3 separate regions of the Mus musculus genome follow, and all the other regions are linked to region 1. A link is a loop called in an ENCODE intact Hi-C map of the cell type or tissue named here. Cell type or tissue: left cerebral cortex. All regions are shown on one strand. Links, peaks and the distances in the headings refer to the core of each region. The heading gives the core; the rest is flanking DNA. Region 1 holds the start of Gm30189 (predicted gene, 30189). Region 2 has its middle 55 kb from the start of Gm52540. Region 3 has its middle 60 kb from the start of Gm46781.

Region 1 (10,635 bases), core at 1,112-9,111:
GCATCTACCTGAAGTATCTCACCATAGAGTAACAAGCAAGAATTAAGGGCTCTGCTGTTTTTAAATAGCTTTTTTTTTCCCTTTTGAGTTTTGTTGTTGTTGTTTTGTTTTCTCTTTGGGTTTTTTAAACTCATGAGGCGATGAAGGAATGACGTAATTGTCACTGGAAGGGTGAAAATTTTAAGTCAAAACTGTGAATTTAGTATTGAAATGTGGTCAAAGGTACTCTATGCAGCAGCCACCTAATTTCCTGTTTGTTAGTCATTTTATGGTTAAAATACTTAGGAATGGCAGACAATGCCTAGACACTGCAGTCTCCCACTATCACGCCCCGCTGCAGCACCTCCCTCCCAACGCCACAATGCAGCTGCTCTCAAGCATGCTTCAGGTCCACCCTAAAACCACAGGGCTACACTGTATCCACTGTATCCACTCCCTTCCCCTGCAAAAGGAATCTTTCTAAAGATACATTTTTCTCTGGATACAACCACCATGTTGCAGAGGGAAATGGTAGACCATCAATTATCTGTCAGCAGCAGAGGGGCGGGAGCGGGGGGCGGGGGAGCAAAAAAAAAAAAAGCAAAAAACAAAAAATAAACACATTTCGTTATCAAACATGGCACTTGAGACCTCATGAGCATCAGGCAACATGCAACTTCAACAGTACCAAGAGTTTAAAAAAAAAAAAGGATAAGACTTTAATTATATGCACAAATATTCCTGGAAGGTCCTGAATAAGAAGATTCTAGGCTTTCCCCAACTAAGGAAGTAAATAGGAACACAGGCCTCCATTTTAAATCACCTTTCTTTCTTTCTTTCTTTCTTTCTTTCTTTCTTTCTTTCTTTCTTTCATAGGTAGTATTTGGAGGACCCTCCAGCCCCACCCCATTTCCACCAAGTTTCTGCAAATGTACTCTTCAGCCCGTATTCCCTGTGGGAATGGTTTTTCCCCTCCTCCCACAACAATCTAATTTTTAAAAAAATCTTGTTCTTTTTCTCCATATTGTTTCTGTTTTGGTGCCCAGATAGAAAGGCATTCACTCCCCCACCCTATTCAGTTCAACACTCCCCCTCCCCGAAATTCTCCACCCCTCCATTTCTTCACCCCTCCTCTTTTCCACCCCTCCACAAGTCCATAAGCAAGATTTGTAAAAGTTAAAATTGGTTTCCACAGCAGCATTGATTTCAAAGCAAACACCATCCTAATGAGCAAAATTCTCATAAATTAAATATAAAAGGCAATATTGGGAGGCTTCCATGAAGGAAACAGAGGACTCATCAGGTCCCTCAGCACTCCACCCTCAGAAATGGGAACATTTGTGACACCAGGTTTTTTTCAGAGACAGAACTAGATCCGTGCCTCAGTTTCCACTTTTGTAAGAATAGAAAACTGGGCTGAAAAATAACTGCCAGGCTTTTGTTTGTTTTGTGGTTCTGCAAATTTACTTAATTTACCTGATAGAAGTTAAAATGGGTTAAAGAAAAGGAAGTTGGGGGTATTAAGTTTCCTTTGTGGGTAATTATTTCATTTTTAAGAAATGTAAAATGTCGCCAATAGCCAGGGCAACAGATTTCTGTGCCAAAGGTCATCAATTAATTGTGGCACAATGCAGCCATGTAGACCAGAGACTTGAAAGGAGGCAAGGTGGGCTCAGAACTGCAGTCTCAAATAAGTGGGGACATTTGAAATCACTGTAAACACACACAAAAAAAGATGTTAGGAATTTGATGTATCATTAACATCATAGTGAACTTAAATAAGCACTCATATGAGCAAGAATGAACCATACAGAAGATTCTAGATGTTTCCAGGTGTGTACTTTGAAATCAGACTGTATACATATTCACATTTACAGCAGAATTACGCTTTTAGAAGTTTCCCATATATCATCTAATCACTGAAATTGCAAACGCACCAACACCAACAGGATTATTTTCACTTATTAACAATTTTCTGCTTTACTCAATGTGGCCCAGGGAGAACAAAGACTTGACCCCATCCAAAAAGATCAAACCAAACGCCACCGCGAATTAACACAGCCTTCTACATTTTATTTTTGATAATCGAACTATTTTGTTGAAAAGTGACCCTGTTCCCAGTGAATTCACAAATTTATTCAGATAGCCAAAATACTGAGACGTGGAAAGTTTCCATTCTAATTAGTGTTGTGTGATGTTTCTGTGGTCATTTCAACAATTTTCGTGTGTGTCTGTGTGCTTTTGCTGCCCCCACCCCAGTACTTTAAAAAAAGTAAGGAGAGACATCCTTTTAGCTTGGGATTCCCCCCTCCTTTTTATCTTTCTTTTTTCTTTTCTTTCTTTCTTTTATTTTTTTTTTTGCCAAGGAGGAAAAGCCGCAGTGAAAAAAAAGAGAAGAAAAACCAAACAAGCAAATGTCACTTGCCAAACAACTAATTACTGTCTTTTCATCAGCTGCCACCCCAGAGTCTTCTCAGAGCGCTGAGTCCCCCCTCCCACCTTGAAAAGGACAAAAATTTTAAAAACGCCATTTCGAAACTAAGAAGCCATTTACAGACAAATGTCATTTTCCAGTTTTATCTTATTTATGAGTCTGTTTAAAACAGGATTTTATTTTTTACTTGTGTCTCCACTCCCAAAGAGGCCGAGTAACAGGAAAACCTGTGTGTTAATTGTTGGCTGCACGGGAGGGGGCACAGTTGGGGGGTCAGCTGCTACCATTTAATGCTCCTCTTTGCTTTTCAAAAAAGCCTGTAAGTCTAGAAGGGGGGGGGGGGAAGGTCACATTGTAAAATGACGTGTCATTTGGCTTCACTGGGCACTTTGCGTACTTTTTTTTTAATTTTAATTTTAATTTTTTGATCTTATTCGATTTGATTCTTCTTCTCTTCCTTCCACGGCCTGGCCTAGCTCAGGACACGTCTGCTCCGCGCACAGTCAGTCGGTCCTGCCCGAATCGCCCCGAGTCGCGCCCAGAGTCCGCCACGCTCCCTCCTCCCTGGCCCCCCCCACTTCGGCGCCACGACTTGCCCGCGCCCCCTCCCCCCTCTGCACCACCTTTACCGCCCCGTCCTTTCCGAGGGGCTGATGTCACCCGCCCCCCCACCCCGGCGGCTACTTCCCTCGCCAGAGTCTCCCGGCCGAGGTCCCCGAGTCCCCCCTAGTGGCCTTGGCCTCTCTTTGGGCCCCCTCCCAACAAATCGCACACCCCAGTGAGGCGGGTCCCCCTCCCTGGGCCCGCCGGCCCGTTTCCTGTCCCTAGCCCTACTCTGTCGCAGTCCGAGGGGCCCTGTGAGCCTCCCCTCCCCCTCCCGACACGCACCCTGGCCCCTGGCACTAAGTAGGCCTCGCGAGGACGCGAAGCCAGGGACGGGGGGGAGTGTGGCCAACTGAGGGGACGAGACCGAACGAGGGGGTCCCACGCCCAATTTGCAGCCCCCGCCCGGCCGAATTCCGCCCCGGGGTCCCCTTGACGGCCTCGCCCCCTGCACGCGCGCGGCCCAGCGGGCCGGAGGGCCTGGGAGCGAGCGCTAGAGCGCCGGGGAGGGGGGCGGGCTCGGCGCGCGCGGCCTTGCGGGTCGCCCCGCGGCACTCCCGGGCCGGGCCCGCTCCCCCCCGGGCCGCCCTTACCCAGCAGCAGCAGGCGGTGCGTGGCCCGGTAGACCTGCTTGTCCTTCTGCAGCTGCTTCTCGATCTTTTTGTTGGCCTCGCGCTGCGCCTTCTCCTCGTTGCGCTGGTCCTCGGTCTTACTGTTGCCGAGGCAGCCCATGGCGGCGGCGGGGCGCGGCCGGGCTGCGGGGCGGCGGGGACGGGGCGGGCGGCCTCGGGCGGGCCGGGAAAGCGGGGAACGCGGGGAGGGTGGCGGCTCGGACTAAGGCAAGCGCGCGGCTCTCCGCCCCTCGCTCCGGGGCCGAGGCGGAGCAGAGCAGGAGCCGCGGGAGCTGCTGCCGCCGCCGCCGCCGCCGCCGCTCTTATTGCCTCGGCCCGGGCCCGCCGCCCCGACCCAAAAGCGCCGCGGCGGGCGGGGGAGCGGGGGGAGGCGGAGGCGACGGCGGCGAGGGGGGTGGGAAGAAGAGGAGGAGGAGGAGGGCCGCGGCTGGGAGGGCGGGCGCGGGCGCCGGGAGGCGGTGCCCAGAGGCCGGGCAGGGGTCCCAGCACCCACGTCCGGCTCGGGCCGGCTCCACGGAGGGGTCGCCCCCTCGCCCCACCCGCAGTTCGGGGCCGGGGCCTGGCCGTGCGGCGGGGGGAAAAGGGGGCGGCCCCGCGGTGGTGACGACCCCTCACACGATGCCAGCGCTCCACCCCCGGGCCGGGCGGCCCCCGATCCCCCTCCTCCTGCAGCAGCAGGGCGGGCAGGCGCCGCCAAGGGGCCGGGGTGGGCGGAAAGGGAGGGAGTGCGGGCCCGGACTTAGGAAAATTTCGAAAAGGAGAGAGAGAGAGAGAGAGGGAGACACTGAGAGAGCCAGAAAGCAGGGAGCTTGGAGAAAAGCTAGGAGAGCACTAAGCATAGGACAGAGCAACCAAAAAGGAAAATGTGTCCACACACAAGCACTAATAAAGATCCACACTACACAGCAATGGTGGTGGAAGGTGGTGGTGGTGGATGTGTTGGTGGTGTTGGTGGTGGTGGTCGATGGCGATGTAGATGATGATGGTGGAGGGGTGGGGGGGAGGCTGACTAGATGAGCCGCTCGTCGCGCCCCCGGCGCCCGGTGCCCCTGGCCCGGGATCGCCCACGGCCTCTGCGCTTGGCGCGACCACTCAGGAAGGAGAAGAAGGCGCAGCCCAGGAACACTCTGAAGCAGCAGGTCGCCCCGAACACGAAGCCGCAGCCGCGGCCCTGCTCTGTGCGCCTCTGTAGCAGGAAGTTAAGCACCCATGAGGGGCTGCGAACCGAGAACACCAGGAACACCACGAGGGGCATGTGCGCGCTGAGTGCGCCTGCCTTGGCAGGCCCAGGCCGCCACACGACGCCCCCCACGCGGGGAGGCGCGTAGTAGGCATCATCTTCTTCATCAGTGTCACTGTCCCATTCGGCCCAGGCCCTACTCGCGCCCCCGGTGGCGGCGCCCTCTCCGAACCCGGCGGCGCCCTGCGCGGCGCCCTCGTCTTCGCCTGCGGCGGTGGCGGCGGCGCCCTCGGGGCCTCGGGCCTCTGGCGGAGCTTCTGGCACATTCTTCTTCTTCTTCTTCTTCAACATCTTCTCCAACTTCTTCCTCTCTTTCTCTCTCTTCTTCTCCTCCTTTCTCCTCTGCTCCAGCAGCTTCTTCTCCATCTTCTTGCGCTCTTTGTCGGTCAGCAACTTTGCGGGCGGCACATCGCGCCCGGCGTTCACGAGGACCCTGACGGACTTCGGGGGCTTCGCGGGGATCCCGTTCTTCTGCGAAGCGAACGGTTCTGCCAGCACCGCAGCCGCCACGGCAGCTTCGGCAGCCACTTCGGCGGCAGCCGCGGCTGTCTTCCTCTCGCTCTCGGCCGCTCGGGCTTTGAGCTTCATGGCCATCTTCAGCATGGTGCCCCGGCCACCTCGGGGTGCTTGGTTCGCGCCTGGCTCGGGCGGTCTGCTTGCCCCCGGCCTCGGGCTTCCCGGCTCCTGTGCGCCCCGTGTCGGGGGGCTCAGCTGCAGTCTCCGCTGTGCTGTCTTGGGGTCACCGAGTGCGGCTTCCCGGGCTTCGTAGGGGGCTGATGGACTGGCTGCCTAAGAGTTAGCGTCAAATAGGATGAGCAAACAAAAAAAGCGAGAACAAACAAACAAACAAACAAACAAAAAAAACACCCAACAACAGCAAGAAACCGAAAAGCAAGCAAGAAATAAGAACTGCCCAACAACTCAAAAAGGGGGGAAGAGAGTCTAGAAAAGACAAAAAAAATAAAAAAAATAACACAAGAGAAAGGAAAGTGCAAAGGTGCAGATGACAAGAGTTTGCTATTACCCTTAGGTGCTCCTTGGGTTAGCTCTTGGGGATGCCAATGGAGAAGAGAAAAGAGAAAAGAGAGAAAATTGGAGGGTGCCTGAAAGGCGCGAGGCAGGGCAGCGGCGCCAGGCGCCTCTGCCCTATCCCGGCTCTTGCCTGCTCGGGCACCTCGCACTTGGGCGGGAAGACCCCACGCTCCCGGACTTACATGTGAGTGAGACGCACTCACACGCAAAGCAGCGCCTGCCTGCCCGTCTGCCTGCCGCCGCCAAGCGCTGGGACAAGGGTTCGCTCCAGCCGGTGCTGCAGCCCCGAGCCCAGAGAGCCGGGAGCTAGCGAGCGCCGCTGGTACCAGCCACCTGAAGCAACCCGCTCCGCGGTGCCGACGCGACTGAGTGTCCCCGCCGCGGAGCGGGTTTTTCTAACCAGCCTGATGACGCCCCAACCTCTTCAGAGGACCGACCCATAGGCAATGGCCCCTATAAAGCGAAGGGGACGCGCAAAAAATCGGCCCACTGAGGACGTGCTCAAATGGGCTGCTCCGCAGGCGGGGGGTGAGGTCCAATGCGCGGGCACCTCTAGTGTGGGTAGGGGGCGCGGAGAACAATCTATTGAGGGGTACGGGCACGCCCAAGACGGTGGGCACCCGACCCCGCCTCCTAGACCTGCCTCCCAATTTTCCGTGTAGTGGTGTAGCCCTGGGCAGCGTGGAAACTATGCGACGATGACAACGACGCTTACCCATGTGCGCCTTCTTACCTCAGCTTCCCAGATAGCGCACGCGGGGACGGCGGCACACCCCTCCCACCCTGCGGCGCGTGCTCGTGGATGTGGGTGGCGGCGAGCTAATTAATCGCAATGCCCCATATGGGGGTTCGGATCTCCTCACAAGTAGTATTATGTATACCCGACTACCACGGATAGAAGAAGCAGGCAGCATTATGCAGGCGAGGCAACAGCCGAGAAGAAGAGCCATGGCGGTGGTGCACACGGAGTCCTTCTAGGTGGGAGAGGTGGTAGCCTGGCTCGGGCGCCACACGGGGCTCTAGAATAAAAGGGGAAAAGTACTTTACCGAACATGAACTTTTTGGAGAATTGTTTCAAAACTCAAGAGTGTCCCGCCCCACTCCTTGGCCACGCTAGGACATGGTAGAGAGCACCGGGCTAAGTCAAAGATTTTGAACCACCTTCCTCGGGTGGACTTGAGGGTCTGCCACCGGGGTCTATTTGGAAACAATTCATTCCTTCATTCATTCAATAATCGGCCCACAAGTACCTTGTGCCCAGGTGGACCGAGCCAAGGGTCAGACTAAGACATGGCACCTTCCCTGAATGGGACAAAGCAGGCGCCAGTAACCCCAGATCTGCTAAGTAACCATAAACTCTCTTCTAACGTAGTCTTCCTTTCATTTTCGAACACAGTTCGCAAAACTTGGGATGCTGGGGAGAAGGAAATAGAAATGTAGACTCTGAATACAAACACACCCAGGGGCCTGAAGGGGAGAGGGAGAAGGGCTTCGAATAAGTTATTGTGGACAGCTCTATCTTTGAAACTAGGAGGACACCTTTTGATCACTCGCTCAGCAGTTTTAGGGTACTCTTTCTCTCAAGTTTACCACCTCAAAAGTCAGAAAGGCTGCACCATATAAAACTCCTGCGCACTGTTTTTCTTGGTCTTTGCTACTACAGCTCTACCTCCAGTCTACTTTAAAAACAAAACAAAAACGGTTTCGAAAGAACAACAGAAAGCGATTGAAAGTAACCAAGGACGCCTTGGAATTAAGAGCAGGAAGCTGAGCCTATCAAATGGGCCTTTGCTGATTTTAACTCAGTCTCTGACTTTCTCTGTGTCCTCAAAATTTACTTCTTATCCACGGCTGATTATGGCTTCTCTTCATTACAACACACACTTTAAAAAGTCCAAAAACCTCAAAGCAACTACTGCCCCAGGTTGATACTCTTTTTTTTTTTTTTTTTTTTTTTTTTTTAACCTAACCAGAGTGGATGGGAAGACTCCAGCTGTGCTTGCGTTCCTAATTCTCGGCAAGGGATAGCCTGAAGACAGGGACTACCTTTTACTTTTTCACACAGTCAACAAAAACTTCTTGATTGAATTTGATTCATCTGTCATTTGTGAAATTAAAGACTTAGAAGAGAGAGGACCTGGCCAAAAATTTCGGTTCCGCTCCAGTTGTTCAAAAGCCTCTTCCTTCCGGCTTCCAGTGTGCTGAGGCACAGATACATTGTATTTAAAAGGTAAGGAGTTAACAACAGCCAACACAGCCTCCATGCCTCTACACTAACAACATAATCATACGCTGAGTGTAATGAAGAGGCTGTGGGTCTTCTCCTATTAGATAAATATCACACCCAATCTTTAAAAAGAGTGAAGTGTCTGATGGAATACAGTGACACATGTAGGCAAGGCACAATTGGGACCATTGTCCTGGAAATGTGTAACACAAAGTCAGGGTTCTCTCCATTCAACTCCTAACTTAAACATTCGGGGGAGGGCTTTTTTTTTTTTTTAATTTTAACTGTTAAGTTTTACCTGTATTTTATTATGACTAACCAGGGATCCATAAAGAAAGGATTTACTTTGTAAATAAACGGCAGCAGGTGGAATCGAGGGTTTATAGGTAAGCAAAGGACACCAAGAGCCTGAAACACAAGCTGCTTTGTGGTCTGTTCGGTTTTCTGTTTTCACTTGACACAAAGTGAAAGAAGAGATTTTATTTAATTGGTATGGTTAGCTGACACCATCTACGGTTTCGGCCTAGCATTGACCTGCCCAAAGCCCTGAAAGCTACATATATGTTTTGCTTTTCAAAAGTCTTCCAGAGTTAGAACTCACAGTGTAGAACTTGTGAGTTACCAATTGATTTTAGTAGATTGCCCTGCAGCTTTAGACACTTACATTATTGTTTTGAAAGTAAAGCAAATGAATTACCATAATTCCTGGAACACTGCACTAGAAAGTGTTCTCATCAGAGTCAGGGACACGTGGACATTACAGAAACCTTAACGCTCCAAGTGAGACCATAAAATATATTGGCAGAGAGGATGCAGGCTCCTCCCTGACTCATGCTAAAGCCAAAAAGTTGAAATAACACATTCCTAACCTGAAATACTGGGTCACCTAATATACAGCTTGATGGCACACTTCAAGCTTGCGGTTTGAACTCTGCCGGCTTGTAATTTTTTTTCCTCAGCCCTTCTGTATCTTTCTTTCTGAGTGTGAATGTTTCATCTGCTTTCAGAAGCAACAACATTGCTATAGGTTAGAATCTTCGAAATTGTATTACTACTTAATGATGTCGCTGAGTTTTAAGACAAGAATGTTTTCTTGAGCCTTTCATTAGTTGGGGTCATTGTAAGCTACTTTCCAAGAGCCTAGAGAAAACACAATTATGATATTATTTTAATAGCCCAGGAAACAATAACTAGGCTTCCACTGAAACAGAACCCTTAGCTGTAAGGCTTTAATAATAGTACTTAGTGATGCATTCTATCTTCAAAGCACATTCCGCACTTTAATTAGCTAGATGACTGGAACTGTGGCTGCAGATAAATGTTACTTGCAACTTTGGCCATATTGAAGGTGAAAGCAGGTACTGTGTGGAGCTCCTCTAGGCCTGGCTAATCTCCATAAGAAGGCTTTAATACTCAGAACTAGAAAATTTTAAATTTTAAAACATCCAATGTCATGACCATTCATGACATTTTTTTTTCATGTCATATCCACTGGTTAGTATTTCAACTACAAAGTAACTCCAAACATGCATTCTACATTAGATATTTAAATGTCATTTCACAAGTTCTAAGTCAACTACTGAAGAATGAACTAAGCACGTGAAATTTCCCAGTTGAATAATATCCATCAGCTAATCCTCAAATAATATATCTTTAACTTAGAATAGAATCTCAGTCTAGTTCAATCCAACTGGCCAAGGTGATTGGACCCATTTTTTTCAGTGTGTGCATTTTGGTTTGGTTTGGTTTTTTTTGTAGCCTTCATTGACTATCTGTGACCCAGATAGGCAAGTGCCACCTGTACGAGAAACAAGCCTAATTCCCCTCCCTATAACGTATAAAATAGGGGACTGGAAGGAGATTATAGGAGCTCTCTTCCCTTTGAAATTTAACTCTAAACGGTGTTTGATTCTCCTGGCTAACCACTCTAGACAGCAAGAGATAAAGAAGAGAAAGATCCACTAGGAAGATGTGAGCAGCATAATCATGAACCACAGGCCTCATGAGCAACGTGCAGAAGGAAGAGAGGGCAGCTCCATTTACCCAGGGCACACCAGCTTCAACGGGATACCAGCCTAGCAGAGAGTACTACTGGGTGAAAGGCTATCAAAGAGTTCTCCCAACTAACAGCTACTTTCCCTAAAGTAAAAGTTGGTGCAACTGGTGATGTGATCCGACATGAAGAAGAGTAGGTATTGAAACCCTCCGCTAAAATACAATGTCTTCAACTAAGGTAAGTTTGTTACATTGGGTATGGCAGTTCATGACTATAATCTCAGAACTCGTGAACTTAAGGCAAGAGGAGTTGTTTGAGTTTGAGGCTAGCCTGGGCTATAGAGTAATACCATATCTCAATAAAACACACAAAAAATAGCCTCTGCCAAATGTTTATATTTTAATTATCTTCAGATTCTGAACAATCTCCCCACTCCCCAACCCCTTGCATTCAGTTTTTCAAAATTAGTTCTATTGTAAGAGCTAGGCTAGC
Region 2 (10,635 bases), core at 1,514-9,513, 200 kb before region 1:
AGCTTCCAATGGGCCACTGGAACAACAGGGCTTGGAGCCATCTATGAAACACGGTGCTGGGTGATCTCTGAGGAAGACACAGAAGAAGACAGTAGTGCGTGCAGAGGGAGAAGAGCTCAACTCAGGCCTGGAGGAAGAGCAGGACGCCAGGAAGGCTCTTGGTGTGTAGAGTAGGGAAGATTCTGCTGAAGATGTTAAGCGTAAAAGTGATGTCTCCAGACTGTAGAGTGGAGAAGGAGACAGGGTGAGCAAGGAGGGTGAAGGAGTCCATCAATAGGGTGTCTTTCCCCGGATCACCTAGAGGAGCCTAGCGCTGCGACAATATCCCCACATGTACAAACTTGAGAAAAACACCCACTACCTTGTAGAGGGAGGATCAAACCGAGTCAGATTGGAAACAGAAAACCAGCAGAGTCCCTCCTGCCTGCCAGGTTGAGGTAGACCATAGCCCAGACCAGAGGGGAGACAACTGGAGTGGTTCCAAACAGGATTAAGCGTGGAATCCCACAGCTTGGATAGGAGAGGCCTGGTCTTGAGAGATGGTGGATGTTCTAGGCCAGCACAGAAGTTTCTACACCATAACAGATGAGTTTAGAAAGGTACAGCCAGGTGCAGAAGAGTTCACAGATCATCAAGGGCTTTCTACCTTTACCCTGCTAGTACACCTTGCCCGTGGGGACAAATGACAAACATACAGATGGGCAATTGAGGTCACAGATACCTCGTCAGGCATAGCTGGAGCCCTAGAAGCCACCAACCCACTGACACTGTACGTTCACGTTGAGAGAAACGCTGGATGTGAAAGGGTATGGCCTCCGTCTGAGGGCAGCATAGTTGAAAGCTCTCCTCACGGTGAAGGTGGTAGACACGGTCATGTCTAAGCCCCCTGTTAGTCTTTGGTGCATGGTACAAAGGTCGTGTTCACTCATCCAGAATGTGAACCAATTATACAGCCAACGCAGGATTTCTATGTGACACGAGAGTCTGTGGCTGTGGAGGGAGAGCTCATGGAAATGTGACAGTTACTCTGTGTATCCTTGCGTCTCATCCTCAAACCGCCTTCACCTCTTCTCTTCTTCCTGAAACGGGTTGAGCCTCTCTAGCCTGACAGTTGAAGTTCCTGGCTTTTGTTTCTGAGTCTAGGCCAAGAGGCCTTCACCACAAGCTGAATTTGTTACTTTAAGTTTGTTCTTAAAAGTGTAATTAAGCCAGGCATGGTGCCGCACACCTTTAATCCCAGCACTTGGGAGGCAGAGGCAGGCAGATTTCTGAGTTCGAGGCCAGCTTGTTCTACAAAGTGAGTTCCAGGACAGCCAGGGCTATACAGAGAAACCTTGTCTCGAAAAACAAAAAACAAACAAACAAACAAACAAACAAAAGTATAATTAAAGGGCAAGTTAATTTCATTGAGGCAGCTTGTTATACTCATTATATCCTACACACTATTTAAACTATTAAGACAGATTATTTGTATGCATATTAGACTGTAAAGAGCCAGTGCATTGTTTGCACAAAAACATGCCTTGTGAACTAATGATGCACAAGTGGGCAATAGCGGCAGTGTGGCTAGGACATGCCAGATAGCACCACTCTAGGCTGTTGGGCACCAATCTTCACTTTGTCCTAGGTGTGACTGTAACTAATCCTGCCTGCCCACCGACAGCCTGGATAAGTACCTTGTGTGCTGTCAGACAGGCTGTAACCCAGCTGCGGTGTCAGCTACATTAGGTCCAGTGCTGGCTGAGCTGTTGAATACCTTGAGTCCGATGACTAAATCTCTCTGTGCCTCAACTTCACACTGAAAAATGGAAGCGAATCTACTCCCTTCTGGGAGTATTCACATAACTGGAGAATTGTATACAGAGTATCAAGAGAGCAGGCCTGGGCAAACGCTCTATGGTTTCTTCCTGTCTCTTACTGTTTCATAGAAATGGGGTGGGCCCGTAGAGATCAGGTCAACAGAGAATGTCTTCCTCAATTGCTCCCCACCTCTACTCTTGAGGTAAGACTCTTGCTGAATGTGGGTCTTCCCAATAGACTAGTCTGCATGGCCACTGAGCCCATGGGTCAGGTGTCCCCACAACCCCAGAAACGGGGTTATGACCTGCACCACCAGGCTTAGCTTTTCTTTTCATGTGAATGCTTGTGTGACTTTACCCACTATGTCAGTTTCTTCGGAGGACAGTGTGTCTACTGGATTTCCAATCTCTACTTCCTGATGACTCTGTAAGGAGGAAATTAAAACGGTCTGCCGAGAAACACAGGGAAGCGACCCCCAGGAAGCGAGGAGCTCAGGTCTCTGGCTTTATCCAAAGCCTGCATTGACTTTGGAGCTCCGAATCACTCTGTGCACATCACCTGCCTTTGCAACCACGGATCAAACACCCCGAGCGTGGCAGAGTTCAGCGTCTGGCCAAGTGCACCTATCAAGAATCTGAAGCACTGAGGGAATAGAGTGAGAAATGCAGCAAGTGGTCCTACACTCATGTCTACACTTTTACAATGAAAGAACATCAGAACCAAGTGGAGGGGAAGGACCAGGCAGAGGGATGGGTGAAAGACGAAATTCTACTCCGACTACTACGTCCTTGTGCTCTGCTCCCTGTAGTCTCCAGTCACAGCTGGTCCACAAGCAACTCTCATAATCTTAGGATCGACAACTTTATTAGCCTTTTGTTTGGAGATCATTCAGACGCGAAAGTTAGAAGAATATTACAGAGTGTCTTCGGTACCCTTTTACACAAATGCACCAATCACATGAATTTCACCACGCTTGTTTTTATCATAAAACGCTCTCTGCCTGAGCTATTTGAGAGTGAATTCCGTACATCATGTCCTTTTATCCCTAAATACCTGCATATCTATCTCCTAGGGAAAAAAGGTTGTCTTTGATGTAATCACAATACACTTATCAAATTCAAGAGCTTTTGCATCGATATACGCCTCCTGCCTACGTTAGAACCAGGGAAAGAATAAGAGGCTGGGAAGCCAGAAAAACAATGCGTGTGGAGTCCTCTCTGTCCGCTGCCTCTGCCAACGGGGCCCCAGTGTCCTTGAAAACAATGCTTTCATACCTAGGATCCAACCCAGTACCTTGCCTTGAGTTTAATTTGCCCAAAACTATTGAATTTCTCCTTTATCAACCTGAACATTTAGGGGTTTGGTGCTAAGTACTACCTTACCTTGAAAAAAAAAACACTAAGAATGTAAATCATGGGAGGCAGATAGAAGAGCTCGGCTGATAAGAGGGCTCACCTAGCAAACACCAAGACCTGTGTTCAGTCCTAGTCACCACATAAACACGATGTGGTGTCATCTGCTGGAATCCCAACACTAGGAGGTAGAGGCAAGAGGTCATTGGTGGCTTCTCCACCACATGTTCAAACCTGCCTGGACTATATGAAAACACTATCTCAAATACATAAATAAGTAATAAATTAATTAATTAATAAGCAAACAAACAAAATGACAGTTAGGACTGAAGATATATCTCTGTCAGCTGAATGCTTGATTAACATACAGGAAGCCCTGGGTTCTGCAACCCACAAATGCAGCCCGGCAGCGCACACCCATAATCCCAGCATTCCAGAGGTAGAAGCAAGAAGATCAGAATTTCAATATCACCCTTGACTTCAGAGAAAGCTCAGGACAAATCTGGCCTATATGATATCCAGTATAAAAACCGAGAGAGAGAGAGAAAGAGAGAGAGAGAGAGAGCGAGCATGTGTGCACTTGGCGACCTTGTGTTTCGAAAGCGTCTTGAGTGCGGAAATTGATGCCCCTGCATCGTTGGACACACATGACGAGTGACCCCTTCTGTTTAGACATCACAGGGACATTATGGAAACAACGATGTGAAGACTGGCCAAGGCTCTGAGTGCATGTCTAGTGCAGACAACAAACACAACGACACATTGTGTCAATGTTGTGAGGTAAACCTGAGAGCTGCGAGCCTGCGCACCCTCAGCAATCTGCCAACCTGCTCTCTTCCCCACACTCAGACTGAGGGGTGTTTGGCCTAAGCGTCAAGGTGTAGAGGTGTCATTTCTACGGGCCAACACAGATCACTGTTTTCATCATAGGATTTAGAGGGCATCCTCTGCCAGCAACCCAGTGTGTGCCCTAGTAACCATGAGCCAGCCAAGTCCTTCTGTACACCTTGCTGTGGTTTGAGACTACGCCCTGGTTTCACATGCTAAAAGCTCAATTCTTCGTTCACATATCAAGGGTTCCAGCGAGGTGTAACCATTGAGTGGCTGGTTCATGGACTCAGCTGTGAGGCAATGAGCTAGTACAGAAAGGGCTTTGGATGAGCTGAAGCCCTGGCAGTCACGTGACACCCTCTACTATGGTCTGACGCAGCACAAGGCGCTTACCAGAACCAGGCAGGGTTGAACTCCTGAGCTTCTAGACCTGTGAGCCAAGACAAACTTCTTTTGTTCGTAATTGACACAGTTTTCTATATTGGGCCACAAAAGCAGAATGCAGATTGTATAAATTCTACCATCAGTTTTAAAACTTGTATCGCTCAACCCTCCTCACAAAAAGGGTCCAAATATTAGTTGAAGCACAGGGACAGGGGAGCCACAGAAGCAAAACAACCCCGTGGAAGGGTGTGTCTGAGGTAAGGACAGGCATCCACACGCAGGTGGGCCATGAGAAGGAGGCAGTCATGTGTATACATTTGTTTCTTTTAAATAATAATAATAACTTTCTTTGTTGTTGAGAGATCAAGAGATAAACCAGTAGTCCTGTTTTCTCTTGCTTTTAGAGAAGAGCCTTGTTAAAGGAATACTTCAGCCCTTATCCTGTATCTTTTATTTGTTTATTTATTTGTTTATTCTCTGTATGTGTGCATGTGTATACATGTCGTTTGTGTGTGTGTGTGTGTGGTGTTGGTGTATGTATGCATGTGTGTGTGTGTTTGTGTGTTGGTGTGTGTGTGCATTTCTGTGTGGTGTGTGTATGTGTGTGTGTGTTGGTGTGTGTATGTATGTGTGGGGTGTGTGTGTGTGTGTGTGTGTGCCTGAGTGCATGCCCATGTGCCTCTGTGTGTGTGTGTGTGTGTGTGTGTGTGTGTGTGTGTGTGTATGGTGTGTATATGTGAGTGTTGGCATATGTATGTGTGTGGGGGTGTGTCAGAGAACTACTTACAGAGAGTCAGTTCTCTCCTCTGTTTTCACCACATGGGACCCGGGAATGAAATTCAGGTCATCAGGTTGGACAGCAAGCACCTTTAACCTCTGAGCCGTATCATCAGCTTGACACTCTCTCTCTCCTTAAATCGCATGTAGGAGAACGGAAGTGGAAAATTTGGTGCACTGCGGTAGCCTCTGCAGTGCTACCAGCTCAGGGCTGCCTGACATTCCCCAGTCTTCCTGCAGGGACAGCAGAGTCCACGTCTGAAGCAAGCTCACCTTTACAGCTGAATCCAGGAAGGAGAAATTGCTAAGAGAATATATTGACAACGCAGGCTGAGCGGCTTCTGCACACACGATAGAAATCCCTTCCCCCAACTCTTCACACTCAGCTGGTGCCGTGCAGAGCAGTTATTACTTTAAAACAAAGCCGTAGTGCGATGGCCACCCTGGACACACAGCAGACACTGAGAAGAGCACTCTCAAGTTGAGGATGATACTTGCCTGTTTAGTACACACAGGACTCTCAGTTTGGTCTTCAGCACTATGCATGTGGATTCCAAGTTGTCGGTATGGCGGCATACATTTACTGAACGGCACAGCAGTGCCCTTGATGGGGACAACCTTGTTAGGCAGTTGCGTGTACCTCCATGAGCCTGATTTCTGCTAAAGGACAAAGGTAACAGGAATGAGAAGGCCTTAGAAAAAGGTGGGAAACAGTGCAAGCTGTGTCTGATGGGGTAGAGTCTCTTGAATACATAATAGACTGTTATCGTTCAACAGCAGAAAGGACTGCTTTAAAACAGGCACAAGCAGCAGTTTTGGAAAGTTGAACACAGAACTGTGCAGTGATGAACCATCCAAGGCCTCTATGCTCTAATCATTTAAAAAGGGGTTTTTAAGCAAAAACTCCTCAAAAAAAAATTCCCCTTCTCAATAGCTGCAGGGTGAGAATGTCCCAACGGTCCTTCGACTGACGGGTGAGCAAATAAATGGTGGTGGTGTGCGCACACAGTGAGATGTCCTCAGCCCATAAACAGGAGCCTAGTTCTGACAGGCGCTTGGTGTGCACTGGCCTCAGAAAAGGAGGACAAGACATGCCGAGTGATATCCCACTCTGTGGTTGTGGCCCATGCTCAGCAGAACAATCCAGCTGCACTGAGGGTGGGTGGGCAGGGCCAGCCTGGAGATTTGATGGGTCTAGTGATGTGCTCTGTAAGGAAAAATATAGATCCAGGTGGAACTGAGGTTACAGCAAGTTGTGACTACAGGACATCTTGATGCATAGTATGCTGGCAGATTGTTCACTTTGCACTGGTTACTTTTACATTCTGTTGGCTTTATTTCAATAAATAAAGCTATTGCTTCCCCTTATGCATGTGTGTGAGAGAATATGTGTAGCACGGAGGGAAACAGCTGTGCCTGTGTGAGGGTCAGAGCAGGGTGCTGAGCACTCTGTCACTCTCTACTGTAGTCCCTTGAGATGGGGTTGCTCGTTGAACCTGGAGCTGGGCTGGAAGCCAGTAACCTCCAGTGATTCTCAGCACCTCCATCTTTGGGACTCAGGGATTGCCAGGGGCCACGCCCAGCTTTCTATGTAGTTGTTGGAGATTTAAGTCAAGGTTCTCCCACTTGTACTGCAAGAGCTCTCACACCCTGGGCCACCTCCTCAGCACCCTTACATATTTATTTTATATATTTATGTTTCCTTATTTATTCTGTATGTGTGTGTGTGTGTGTGTGTGTGTGTGTGTGTGTGTGTGTGTGTCTGTGTGTGAGACTGCTTGTCCCTGAGCATTAACAGAAACATGCAGAGGGCATTGTACCCTTCAGAGATAGTCATCGATGTTCTGGGGTCATCTGGTTCGTTATGTGGTGCTGGGATCCAAATTGCTGTCTTCGTGATTCCGCAGCAAGCAAAACAATTTTCCATCCCACAGTAAAGCTGTTTTTCAAAGGGGGGAAATGGAGGTGTTAATAGAGTCTTTCCAAAATGCATGATGCACACAATACTGCTCCCAACTCCCTCTCCTGTAGAGTTGGGTCAATGCCACGTGGAATGACACACACTGAGACACAGAGGATCTCTTGGAACCCAACAGGAGAGCCAGAGGCCCTGAGAAGAGTAGGCTTCAGAGGCAGAGCCATGAAAACTCCATGTCATCACCAACAATAACTGTGGCCATGACCTCAGTATGCCAAGGGTCTGGAGACCTGGGGAAATTAGAATTCCTCGAGACAGTGCTTCCCCTACAAGGAGTACCAATCAACACATTACCATCGACCTAGAGGGGAGCACCTGTGAGCCCCTCAACCCCATGGGAACCTGAGTATCCAATGAGATAAAAATCCAAGGCATGGCTTCCACAGGCTAAGAATACGGCCTCATCCTTTCAAAGAATCCATCAAGACTCTCAGGGACTCACACATGGAAAATGGACATTCAGAGTTCCCTTCCTCCTTCTCTTGTTTTTAAATGAAAATGAAGGCATGACAGCATTTCCAGAGATGCATGAAGTACCAGACCCTGAGCAGGCGCTACATCGGCTGCTCTTCCTAACAGTCCCACAAATGGAACGCCTAGGAATTCTGATGGCCACAGACACGAGACACTTGTCCCAAGGTGACTTGTCAGTTCAAGGTGACTTGTTGCCAGGTTAATGCCAAGTGGGTCCCAGTCCCCAGAACTCAGAACTCTATGTTGAGGCTCTCCACAAATAGATGTTTCTAGGGCAAATCTAGCTCCAAGCATAGTTCATATAGAAAAGACCTGGAGCTCAACCTGACTGGGCTTCAAAGAAGTTGTGGATTGAAGGCTATGTGAATTAAAATCCAAGCTCCCCAATTTGGGAGACATAGACATTCTACTGTGTGCTGTGGATCCATTGGGCCAAGGAGCCTCGGAGTCCAGCCAATTTGTCCCAGTCTCGGGGAAGAGTTTGAGTTAAAACCACTAGGACCAACCACTGGGGAAGTCTTAGAAGCAAGGCACCCCTGATGATGTTCTTAACCAGGGACTGATGCCCATTCCAGAGTATTCTGCCCACCTAAAGAGGTGTTTCTATAAGAAACTTAATCCCTAGCTTAAAAGGTGGTCCATGCTTTGAAGTCCAGCACTCAAAAGGTAGAGTCAGGTGGATCCCTACGAGTTCAAAGCCAGCCTGGTCTACATAAGCAAGTTCCAGACCAACCAAGGCTTCAGAGTGAGACTTTTGTCTTAAACAAAACGAAAGATCATGTTTGGGGGCAGGGGTAATGACTCAGTGGGTGAAGCTCCTGTTGCTCAAGCATGGTGACCTACCTGAGTTCGGATCCCTGCCCCCACATAAAAATCAGGCACGGCAGTGCTTGCTCTTAAGCTCAGGACTGGGAGGTGGGGATGGGTGGATCCCAGAGTCTTGCTGGCAGCCAGTCCAGTGGAAATGACAGACTCCAGGTTCAGTGAATACGGTGTGTAGAGGTCGAGGAGGGCACTGAGCTTCCACTCGCATCCACATAGGAAAACGAACACACCACACTTTGATCATCGAATTTGTTTGTCAACATTGCCCGTATTATGAGCACAGAACGCTAAAGAAAACAGCAAGTTTAGAAGCTGCTGGCTACATCTGTGCAGTTAAAATCTGAACTCCACACCATGACTTCATATCTTCTCATTGTTGGGAAACAGTGGACAAATACAGGCTTTCCTCCTACCTGGTTGAATACTCTTCCAAGAGCCCTGGCACCCTGGATGAGACGTCCGCAGAACCAGGGAGAGAGAGTTGGGGCTTGAGTGAAGTTAGCTCTTCCTGTGACTACTGCTAGCCTAGCAGCCTGAGGGTGGCTGGTCTTTACCTCTGAATTGGTATTTTATTATTTATACGGATGGCATGTTCTGTTTACACTCTGCCTAAATTATTTTTAGGGAAAAAAAAAACTTGCAACATGATTAGTTCTGGATGCTCTCTTGGCTTTTTTTGTTTTTTGTTTTGTTTTTCCTTAGCATTGATGAGTTCTAGAACATATACATGATTTGTCCTGGGTATACAAAAGCAAACCCAGCAAAATGGGTTGTCAGTGGACACACTTAAAGCACACACAGAGTATTGCTGTTTGGGATAAAAGTAAAAGCCAAGAGTCAGCACACTTTCTAGTCGATGGCCAGAGAGGAAATATTTTAGACTTTTCAACAACCAAGTAGGTTCTGCCGTCATGACGATCCTTGCCTTTGAAGCATAAAATCAGATACAGGCCTTATATCAATTGGCTGGTGTAGTCCAGTGTCAATAAAACTTTATTTATAGAACCTGCTTACAGGTCATCCCTTTAGTTAAACAGCCTTTCTCCAGCAGCATCTTTAATATTGGAGGACACTCCAGAAATATGCATGTTAAGAGTGTAGCTATAGCCAGACCCAGGGAAGTGTAACTGTAGCCCCAACAGGGAGTTAGAAACAGAAGTATCAGGACTTTAAAGCCAACCTAGGCTACATAGTGAATTCAAGGCCAGCCTGGACTACAAGAGGTCTCATCTCAAAAAAAAAAAAAAAAAGAAAAGAAAAGACTACAGTGATATGAGTTTTATATGTTTATTTCTACTGTGCTAGCATTTGTTTTTCTTGATTATTTACTAACAAATAAATTAAATATTTTAATTGTATTTGATCACTTTTGAATAAGCTGCAAAGTCGCATATTTTCTTGTGGTCTATAAATCACCCTTACAATTTAGTGTAAAACTTTTATCAGCCTGATTGTTTAAATGGCCTCTTAGCTTACTACACACATGTGCACACACGCGCGCGCGCGCACACACACACACACACACACACACACACACGGGAACAAGCTAATACAGCCTTTACCACTTGCTGGAGTTGTACACTCTCAGGCAAGCAGTCTGCTTGTTCTTTCAAAGTTCAAAACATGTACACATTTGTTATATTTGCAACCTAATATCTGTCTTGTCCTATGTAAAACCTTCTAAAGGGCTGTACAGATTTCACTTGAAGCTGTATGAACTTTCTGGCTGATCCGTGTTTCATTTGCAAGAAGTTAAATTAGAGGCCTGAAGGAAGTACTATGAATCCAGCCCATGTAATCATTTGTTTCCTGTCTGTTTAGAGGTACCAATAATCAAAATATAAATCTTTGAAAGTAGGGTATGCAGCAGCTGGGTTCTGCCTTTTAAAAATCAGCCAAAGGGGCCGAGGAGACGGCTCTGAGGATAAAGTGCCTGTCATCCAAACATAAGGACCTGGGTGAGGATCCCTGAAATCCACAAAACAGCCAGGCATAGCAGTATACAGACATAATCCCAGCGCTAGGGAGACAGAGACAGAAGGATCGGAGGAACTCACTGGCCAGTTAGCCTAGCCACATAAGTGAGCTCCAAGTTCAGTAAGAGCCTTCATGGAGAGGGAAGGGGAGAGGGGGAGAGGGAAAGGGGGAGGGAAAGGGGGAGAGGGGGAGAGGGGGAGAGGGGGAGAGGGGGAGAGGGGGAGACGGAGAAGGGAG
Region 3 (10,635 bases), core at 1,832-9,831, 220 kb before region 1:
CACTGAATGGATCTTCTGGCCCAAAGTTCCAAAGTCCTTCCACAGTCCTCCCCAAAACATGGTCAGGTTGTCACAGGAATACCCCACTATGCTGGTACCAATTTGTCTTAGTCAGGGTTTCTATTCCTGCACACAAACATCATGACCAAGAAACAAGTTGGGGAGGAAAGGGTTTATTCAGCTTACACTTCCATACTGCTGTTCATCACCAAGGAAGTTAGGACTGGGACTCAAGCAGGTCAGGAAGCAGGAGCTGATGCAGAGGCCATGGAGGGGTGTTCCTTACTGGCTTGCTTTTCCTGGCTTGCTTAGCCTGCTCTCTTATAGAACCCAAGACTACCAGCCCAGAGATGGTCCCAACCACAAGGGGCCTTTCCCCCTTGATCACTAATTGAGAAAATGCCTTACAGTTGGATCTTATGGAGGCATTTCCTCAACTGAAGCTCCTTTCTCTGTGATAACTCCAGCTGTGTCAAGTTGACACAAAACTAGCCAGTACAATCACCAACTGAGAAAATGCCCCACAGCTGGATCTCATGGAGGCACTTCCCCAACCAAAGTTCCTTTCTCTGTGATAACTCCAGCCTATGTCAAGTTGACACACAAACCTAGCTAGTACAGTCTCATACATTACTACAATATATATTTGATCATATTCATCCTCTACTTCTAGCCCTAACTCCTCCCAAATCCATACCCCAACTCCTCCTAACTTAATGTCCTCTTTCTCTGATGCCCCACCGAGCCCAGCCTACACCACCCATACAATCTTCTGTTGTACGGCTATCCACTGGAGCATGGTTGACCACTAAGATCCACACCCTTAAAAAAAAACCAATTCTCTGTCTCCCAGAAGCCATCAACTGTCAATAGCTTCTTGGCTAGGGGTGTGTTTGTGTGTGTGTGTGTGTGTGTGTTGTTGGGGGATGGGGTCTCCTAAGTCCCTCCTCACTCCATGCTCAAACAACAGTATTTAAAACCAAAGATACTAACACAGCACAATCCCAAGATAAGACTAATCTGATACATGCTGAGGAAGGACAGTGGGAAAATTTAAATCTTTGTTTTCTATTATTAAACCATTGCTTCTGTAAGAGCAGCAAACTTCATATGTACTATTTTTAAAGCACAGTAACTCATAATGCGCCCTGGCCTGAATGTGAGTGAGGTATGTCAGGCAGCCCCAGGCAGTACAACATGCAAAGGTGTGTGCAGACTCAAAAGCATGTACAGAATGAAGGCTCTGGTGAGGACCTCATTACCTCTCAGGTGACAGCTGTCACAAACTCCTCAGACCAGAGCAGTGATTTGAGTCTGAATTGCCTTTGGGTTGAACAGTCAGAACCTCCGACTGCAGATGGATTTTTTTGTAGGCTTTGAGTTCAGTTACCAAACCCCAAATAGGTTCAAACCACGGCTCAAGATGCATAGATCCTAAGAAATTAGTCCAAAGTCGGTATTGCCGGGGGTGGGTGGGCAAGAGGACATGGGATGCAGATGTCCTGATGCAGTGAGGGGAAGACCGGTAGTGTCCACAAGATCAGCGTGTCCAGTGCTGGCCTGAGTGCCCGACAAGAGTAAGCAAAGCCTTATATATTCAGGGCTTACTTTGTCTGGACTTACCTAGAACAAGAAAATAAATTCCCTACCTTCTAGCCTACTTCAAAATCCAGCAAGAAAAGGAGAGAGGCTTAACCTCAGAGGCTAGGAGTCACAGAAAGACCAAGTCAGAGTGCCCTGTGTTCTGATCCATGAAGGACTCACAAGCACAAAGGCAGCTTGCACACAAGATGCCTGGGGGGCCCAGAGGAGGGCCAGCGTCCATGCCTGTGAGGGGGTCAGAGCAGAAGCACTGACTCCTGCAATGGGCTGAGTGGTGCCTTTCCAAAACTCGCATCCTTCCTTGGAACCTCCCAATGTAACCTTGCTTGTTGTTAAGTTCAATAGGACTCATGTCCTTATAAAAAAGGAGAGAACCCAAGAAGTATGGAAGGGCATGTGGTCATGGAGGCAGAGCTGAGAGAGGGATGCAGCCACAGGTCATAAACATGAAGGACAGCAGCAACCTCAGGAAGAAGGGAGATGGTGGGGGAGGGCTTGCCCGTCCTACACAGCTCCTGCTTATCAGAACAGCGAATCTGCATTTCACAGTTTCTCTGCAGAGGGAGGTCACCATTCATCCACCAGTGTCAGGCACTATGGCTAATTGGTCTTGGGGGGCAGAGGGAGAAGGCTTCACTGAAAGGTGCATCAGAAAGCTGTGAGTGCAAGGCTCTCACCTGCAGTCTCAGCAGGAGTTCAAGGATCAGAGGCAGGAGAATTGTGAGTTCCAGGCCAGCCAGTGCTACACCAAGAGTTCCTTCTCAAAGAAGGAAAGGACGGAGGGAAGAAAGGAGGGAGGGAGGATACAGTTGGCTCTCCATACCTAAAGATTCAACCAACTGAGGGTGAGGCATATTTTTTAAAAGATTGTTTTTTAACTAAAACTTTATTGTGAGGAACTTGTAAATAAAAAAAAATATTATGCAAAGGGATTATCCAGATCCAAAGTCTTGGACTGAATTCTATACAGCTATAGTAGCCGTTGTGAAGCTGCAGAGCGTCACAGTGGGTTTTACATGGTCACTTCAATTTTTATGCATTTATCTAACACACACACACACAGACAGAGAGAGAAAGAGAGAGAGGAATTAGAAATCAACGACAGAGTTAAAACTTGAAAAACAATTAGCTTTATGTCCTTCTTGCTGACTACTATGTTCTGCACCTGGATTTCACACACACACACACACACACACACACACACAAAACCTGCATTTTTTACTTATATGTGTGGATGTGTCTACCACATGTGCTCATGGAAACCAGGGTCACAGGCAATTATGAGCCACCTAAAGTGGGTCCTGGGAACAGAACCCCAGTCCTCCTGAAGAGTGGCCACCTTAACTCTTCAGCCCTATGGGACATATTTTTTTTAATTCATGTGTCCTGAGCATGCACAAACTTTCCTTGTCCTCCCACGAGCCCCCAAACAGAGTGACACAGCTATTTACACATGTGTGTTCTGTGTTGGATGCTAGCGAACCTCTCGGGGTCATTTAAAGGGGATGGAAGGACACGTGGAGGTGAAGTGCAAAGGCCATGAAGACCTTGAATGCCCCAGAGTCTGATACCCACAAAGCTGTGTGTGCCACCTCCCCAGGGAGGTGGTTGCATGTGTGCTCTCCTCCTCTGATCGTTCACCTTTTCCCTTCTTATACCTCCATGCAATATGCCGTGACGGGCTGCAGCAGACAGCTGTGGCACACAGGGAGGGAAAGGTCAGGAGTGCTGCAGAGACCTTGGACCTGGTGCCTTCGAGCTACAGGCTGTCCAAACATCAACTTTCAGGGTAGCCAAGAGGAAAGGTCAAGCTCACCCTTGCATGTGGTGCCCCTATTTGGAGTCCTTACTCTAGACAGCAGCAGTACTGGCAGGTGGCAGATCAGAGATCAAAAGGCAGACTATGTGCTGGTTTCAGTTCAGGTTCAGACAAAAGTGAGGTGTGCCTCACCCTGGTGGTCTGGCAGGAAAGAGAATGGGAAGGAGCATGGCAATCCAGAAAGGATTACACACGTGGACAAAGCAAGTCAAAGGGACACAGGTTCTAGATGCCTCGGCCTAGACAACCTACCTCTACCCGGCCTTTTCTTTACCTCTAGGTAGGAAGAGTCCAGAATCTAGACCTGTCACTCATGCCCATGCTTCTGACCTCAAGGGCGAATACAGTGACTCTGGAGTCACCTCATCAGTATTTCACACGTTGAGTGTATCATGGTGTGAAAGGGCCATGGACGGATGAAGGTCAAGAAAAGAGCCTTTCTCTACAGAATGAAGTATGGGTCCTGGGGTCTTATCTCTTCCAAAGGCAGGTCTGTCCCTGGAGCATCACTATGACCTGCAGATACAAGCTGACTGTGCTTAAAGAAGAGAGGGAGTGGCTGGCCCACATGCTAGTGACTACCTGAGTCACGGCAAGGGTGCCCCTCACTTGAGTCTTCCATGTCTCCCATCTCCAAGCCATCCTCAGCTTACGACAACCATAAGAAAACAAAAATAACCAGAAAGGGAGAGAAAATGAGCCCACAAATAAACCCAATGAGACAGGAACAAAAGGTCTCTAGAAAGAGTCTGAGAAAACCTGTGGCCAGTGTGCAACCCACCCCGAACACAGTGCTTTCTACCAAGCCAAAGTTCCCAGCTCTGCAAAGAGCAGGTCTCTGGGTCAGACCTTTGACCTGGTAGCCCGAAGCAGGGGCCAAATGATACCCACCTTCACCTAGTTGAAAACTAAAGGCTGAGTCAAGGAGACCCGCCAAGGAGACACTATGCAAGCCAGCCAGAGCCCAGGAATCCTTGGGGAGAACCCTGGAAGAGGACATGGCTTTCCACATAGGCACACCCACTGGGGACCATGGGGACTATGATCGTGTTCTTCTTGGAGCCTTCCCAGGTCCTGGCAGCCCCATCGCTACCCTCCCCGCACACTTCACAGTTTTCTTGTGTTGCTATAACAGTTTCCAAAGGAAATACAAATGTAATGCATTCAGCCCAGAGCGAGTGTGGCACTACCCTGCAGAATATTCTAATAAAGACAGGGGTTATTTATACACAAAGGGAAACTTTCCAAAAGGTTATGTTCACAGCCAAGGTCTTTTAGGGAGGGCAAATGATCAGCAGGTTGGCTCTCACTTCTGATCCATGTAGGATACAGGTCACAGGAAAACTACCAACAGGAGGGCCTCTAGGGTACCTCTCAACCTTGGTGAAGGTGACATAGGACCTGTGTCCTGGGCGCTGTGGGGTGAACAGCGCTTCAGGTACCCTCCCCAGAGCTATAATAACAAAGTGCTCCTGGGCATTTTCTGTGTCCTCTAGGGGGCAGGACAGCCCAATGGCAACTCAGACATGGGGCAATCTCTGCTGTCTGCCAATGGTCTGCCCTCCAGCCAACCCCTTCATTCCACAGACTCTCACTTTCCTCTTTATGGCTATGAATGCTCTTCCTTTTATAACAAGTGTGTGTGTGTGTGTGTGTGTGTGTGTGTGTTGATCTGTGTGAGGGTTCCCATGGCGAGGTCAGAGGTCAGAGGTCAGAAATGCTCCATCTTGTTTTGTGAGATTCTCTTCTGGACTGGAATTCAGTGAGTAGGACAGGCTGGCTAGCAGTGGGCACTAAAGATCTACCTGACTCTGCCTTTCTAGCCCTAGTATTACAAACATGTGCCATTGTGCCTAAGTTTTTAATTCCAGTACCAGGGGTGGATCTTAGGTCCTCTGCTTGCACAGAAGGCACTCCACCTAGCTCGACTGCAGCCTCCTAGAAATTAGGGCAGTCCTGTTTCCTACCACCCAGAAAGCTCTCTCATATCTATAGTCATGTATAGGAGTGGATCTGAAAGCATACAATTGTAAGGAGCAAAGTATATATACTACAGCAAAGACTGCTGGTTCCCAGTGAGCCGGGTCCCACAGAGACCCTAGAAAAACCAGACGTGGGCCTAATGCAAATAGAGACTATATAATGAAGAGGAACCCCCGTACTCTGAACCCACCGGTCTGCAGAGAAGCTCCACACTAGCCAAGCCAGAGAGGGATGGAAATTCCTGCTCCCTTAAGAGCCTCCAGAATAAAAATGGTTGGTTCAGGAAAAGAAGGGGAAGACTCCACCCACCAATGTCAGCATTTGACCCTGAGGCCCCACCCACCAGTGGCAGCATTTGACCCTGCCCTTGAATGGGACTTCCGAAGTTTGTGAAGATTGTCCAATGGCTTTTTTAACAGGCAGTGCTAGAGACATCTCAGCTCTTGGAGGTCATGCATTTGAAGGTCTTCCTTGACTAATTTGTCACCCTTGTCCCTCCATCTAGCTGGTGTTGTGCCTCCAGGTCTCATGACTGTCTCACATTGTCCCTAGAGCCCTCTCCAGTTGAGGCATTTGTCCTGTCTCCCCAGCAACACTCCCAATGATGTCTCCCCTCTCTTAGCCTTCGGGGTGCTGTGCCTCCAGTCAGCAATCTCAGCAGCTTCCTACTGTACTCATCAACATGGTCCAAGCATGCAGGTCCAAGCATCCACAGTCCGGAGCACTACTCAAGCTGGCTTTCACAGCACGCAATACACACATCTCCTCATTTTAACGGCCATTGTTTATTTTTCCAGGGACATTTCATGGCTACGTATAGACGAATTATGATGCTTCCTTCTGGGAAAAAAAAAGATTTTCTAAGTACAAAAACTTATTTCTATTTAAATCAAATTATTTTAATAGTATAAGAAGTTAATAATCACTGCAAATACTGCAAGATGTCCAAATCGCTGACTTTGGGGGGTCAGTGACCTACTACTATTAAGGACCTGTGGAAGGTCGCTCCTGATCTGAGCCCTTCCCTTCTTCCTGCCTCGTCATCCCTCACCACCACGCCACATGACCACACACACACACCATTCACTTCAGCAAGACCACGTTTAAGGATTCTGCTATCCACCCAGCCTGCTATTTTCCTATTTCAGTATAAAAAGTAGCTTCCCAGTGGCGCTTGTGTAGAAGGCAAACGCCAGCACCTGAAGGGATGAGTCTCGGCTCTCTTGTTCTTGTGTGCAGAACCACAACAGATCAAGTGATCCAGCGGGGATTTGATCCTGCCACTAGCCTATTACTGTGGGCTTACCAGGGGGTTACATCTACAGGCTCCCTATATACCACTAAATGATACCACCCAGCACCAGGAGAGCTTGGATATAGTTTCACATCGCCCCACTCTGAAGCATCAACTCCAAAGACACAACCCAGCACACACAAGGCACCCAATTGATGTTTGCAGAGTAACTGATTTTTATATTGCTGGTATCAGTTTGAGACTTCTCTATATTCCTTTCTTTTATCTTCCTTCCTTCCTTCCTTCCTTCCTTCTTTCCTTCTTTCCTTCCTTCCTTCCTCTCTTTCTTTCTTTCTTTCTTTCTTTCTTTCTTCCTTCCTTCCTTCCTTCCTTTCTTTCTTTCTTTCTTTCTTTCTTTCTTTCTTTAGAAAACCAGTATTGTGCTTCCCCTGCCTGATGAAGGCAGTGTGAGCAAGCACTGTCGACAGCTGATCCTGCAGACCTGACATCTATAGAGGCAGCAGCCTGCCCTTTGGCCCTTCTTCTTATAGACTTAAGAAGAGTCTTGGATGTTTCCATTTGATCGACTTTTTATTTGGTGTGAGGAAGAAGTAGCAAATTCTAAGCTCTTCCTGCCCTGAACTGACAATGTGAAGTGCAATCTTGGTTTTCTGAAAATAAAGACAAAAAGAAAAAAGAAAAAAAAAGAAAGAAAGAAAGAAAGAAAGAAAGAAAGAAAGAGAGAAAGAAAAGAAAAGAAAAGAAAAGAAAAGAAAAGAAAAGAAATCTCAAAGCAAGATCAGCAACAACATAAAAATCAGTTACTCCAAGAACATTGATTAGCATTTCCTGTGTATCAGGTCCCATCATGGACAGTGAGGCTTCTGAGTGGAGCAATAAGAAACTGTGTATCCACTGCTCTGGAGGTGGTGTTTATGGTGCCTGAGAAAATAAGCCAGTGGCTACTTCAACAGTAATCTTGACACTAGAAAACTGCTTGTCTCTGTGGGTACCCACAACCTGATTCTTCAGGTTCAAATCTTGGTAGCATATCTTTAGGGATATGGACATGTGATATAATCCCTGTAAACCTTCATTTTCTCATCTGTAGCCTCCCCTCCCCCAGCCTTAATGGTTCCACTGTTTACACCTGGATGGAGCTTGCAGCTCAATCGTTCTGCCACGCCCACTGCTGGAACCTGCCGCTTTGCTGTTCAGAGCCATACACGTGGTCACCCTGCTACTGAACCCCAGGACTATTTGGCGGGAATCGCCCCCCCCCTCCTTCCCCTCCTTCATAACTGCGTGTTGGAATAGTAAAATTGAGCTTTGATCAGAATGCCTGTCTTAGCAGCATCCTTTTCTCGCCCACCTAGCCCTTCTTCTCTTCCAGGTTTCCAAAATGCCTTTCCAGGCTAGAACCCAGGCTGTGATCTGCTGGCCGGACACAACACTCATCTGTAAAGCCAAGGCACTCATAGCTCTGATCACTCTGTAAGGACTGACTTGCCATGAGCAATGTGTGTAGCCCAATGCTAAGATGCAGAAACCCTCACCATCGTGGAGCAAATGCCTTTGACCAGAGGCCTCTTTGGAGACCAGCACCAGGGTGAAGCATCAGCTGCCATTGATGAGTTGCTGGAGATTGGGTGTGAGCATGCCAAGGAACATTGGGCTTCAGAGGGACCATAGTCCTAATTGTTTCCTGTTGCTGTGATGAGACACTGACGAAAACCGGCTTGGGTAGGAAGGCTTTATTTTGGCTTACAGGTTACAGTCCTTCCATCATCCCAGGGAAGACAAGGCAGGAACTTGGAGGCAGAAAAAGAAACAGAGACCATGAAGAATGTTGCTTACTAGCTTGCCCAGGTATCTTTGTTATACAACCCAGGCCCACCTGCCTAGGGACGGCAGCACCCACAGTGGGCTGGGCCCTCTAGCATTGATAATGTCCCACAAACATGCCCACAAGCCAGTCAGATAGTGGCAACTCTTCTGTTGAGGTTCCCTCTTCCTTGGTGACTCTGTGTCAAGTTGACCAAAACTAAGAGCATGCAAGGGCCATCTAGGATCCCTGTACCTTTGTGAACTGGACCCATTTGTCTCCAGGGTGGAGACAACCCCATTGTGCTCCCACCGGGGCATGGGAAGAGGAACCACGTTTATCAATTCTATAGCATTCCATTATGTTAGCAAGGGCCTCTCTTGAGAGAAAGCCTTTAGCAGAGCTCAGTGTGCTGTGTACTCATTGGGATTTAACTGAGCAAGGAGAAGGGAAATATACATCTCCATCATCCCACAACTCCCACAACTGTGACACTCACATGGACATCACCGAAGAGCACCCACAAAGTGTACAGTGTAGAGATACAGGTCTGCTGCAGAGGTAGAGCAAGGGCCAGGGTGAGACTCGGGTGAGGCAGAGACGCTGCAGTTATCAGGCTGGGAATTTAGAACAGCCAGGGCCACACTGCTAAAAACCTCAATGAATGACTACTCAGCCTGAGAAGATAGGCAGCAGAGATGTGAGGGTTCCAACTTAGAGTTAAGACACAAATGAAGGCTGCCATCTGTGGGTTTGTAGCACAGCAGACAAAGACTGCAGTAGGCAAAGGAGGAAAACACAAACTGAAGACATCTTCCTCAAGATGCCAGAAGAAAGAGATCAGAGGAAGAGGTAGATAGATAGATAGATAGATAGATAGATAGATAGATAGATAGATAGACAGACAGACAGGGATAGAGATAGATGATAAAGATATAGATAAATGGGGCTGGAAAGATGGCTCAGTGGTTAAGAACACTGACTGCTCTTCCCGAGGTCCTGAGTTCAATTCCCAGCAACCACATGGTGGCTCACAACCATCTGTAAGGGAATCTGATGCCCTCTTCTATTGTGGCTGAAGACAGTGACAGTGTACTTAGGTAAAACAAATAGACAAATGTTCAGTACATATATTGAAATTAAAGCTGGAATCAGTGAAAAGTGGAAATTCATAGGGTAGATAAATAAGACCGGAAGCTGGTTCTATGCAAAGATCAGTGATGTTCACCAATACGAAGAAAGGAGGATAATACAAATTACAACATACAGAAATGAAAGAGTCATCACTACAGATCCCACAGACATAAAATATGCATCTCTACGGCATATTCTGATACTCCGCTTGACTGTCTCTTATAAATGCACAGCCCTATGCCCTCTGCACTCCTCCCTTTAAAGCCCAAGCAGGAACAGTCTCGGCAAGTGCACTGTCTGCCAGCACTCACGGGAGAAGAAGGCAGCCACCTGGAGAAGCCGAGGTGGACTGAAAGAGAGGAAGGCGAATCGGCAACTGGACGACAGCAAACCAGAAAAAATAGTAAATTAAACTCAACAGTGTAGAAAAGGATATGCATCACAGCCAGCTGGAATTACAAGGGTAGCTCAACATGCTAAAACCAAGTCATAGGATGCATTGAATTAGAAGGTTTGAAAAAAAAAAAAAAAGCCTGGGCTGTCGAGATGGCTCAGTGGTTAAGAGCACTGACAGCTCTTCCAAAGGCCCTGAGTTCAAATCTCAGCGACCACATGGTGGCTCACAACCACCCGTAATGATATCTGACGCCCTCTTCTTGTGTGTCTGAAGTCAGCTACAGTGTACTTATGTATAATAATAAATAAATCTTTAAAAAGAAAAAGCCAGACACAGCAGCACACACCTTTAATCCCAGCATTTGGAAGGCTGGGACAGGTGGCTCTCCCATGAATTTGAGGCCAGCCTGGTCTACATAGTGAGTTCCAGGACGGCCAGGGCTACATAGAGAGACCCTGTTTCAAAAACAAACAGACAAAAAGGTTAAATAAAATCAGAAGTTCACAGCCATAGATGCAGAGGAGGGAGTGTTCCTCATTATTGCAAGATACAAAATTCCATTCAGACAGGGGCACTAACTTCAAGAAATCAACTGCCCAATGGAGGTGGTGACAGGGCCTCTCAGTGAGTCTGGAGCTTCC

What was found. Peaks named below come from ENCODE experiments on the same cell type or tissue, not always from the same donor. Only the 100,000 strongest peaks of a DNase experiment are listed, where the experiment ranks them.
Region 2: a loop joins it to region 1, with 3 times the contacts of the local background. A loop is called at or near these places in 16 of 42 quality-filtered maps.
Region 3: it touches region 1 in a loop (2.4-fold over the local background); 16 of 42 quality-filtered maps call a loop at or near these places.

What each region holds. Positions count from the first base shown.
Region 1 is chr2:174,323,409-174,334,043 of GRCm38, reverse strand. The region is part of intron 1 of Gnas (GNAS (guanine nucleotide binding protein, alpha stimulating) complex locus); the gene reads right to left. It overlaps Gm30189 (predicted gene, 30189), which reads left to right and starts at 6,657. Exons shown (of 4, transcript NR_166448.1): 1 at 6,657-6,898; 2 at 7,894-8,150; 3 at 10,079-10,380. In left cerebral cortex, for the core only: CTCF peaks have their summits at 4,335 and 5,023; DNase peaks (open chromatin) are centred at 4,901, 5,377, 6,341, 6,593 and 6 more places; H3K4me3 peaks cover 5,349 bases; H3K27ac peaks cover 3,575 bases.
Region 2 is chr2:174,527,632-174,538,266 of GRCm38, reverse strand. No RefSeq gene overlaps it. Among named protein-coding and RNA genes, the nearest start is that of Gm52540, 55 kb to the right of the region's middle. In left cerebral cortex, for the core only: a CTCF peak has its summit at 5,368; a DNase peak (open chromatin) is centred at 5,363.
Region 3 is chr2:174,541,695-174,552,329 of GRCm38, reverse strand. No RefSeq gene overlaps it. Among named protein-coding and RNA genes, the nearest start is that of Gm46781, 60 kb to the left of the region's middle. In left cerebral cortex, for the core only: a CTCF peak has its summit at 4,907 (motif pointing right); no DNase peak of the experiment used is centred there.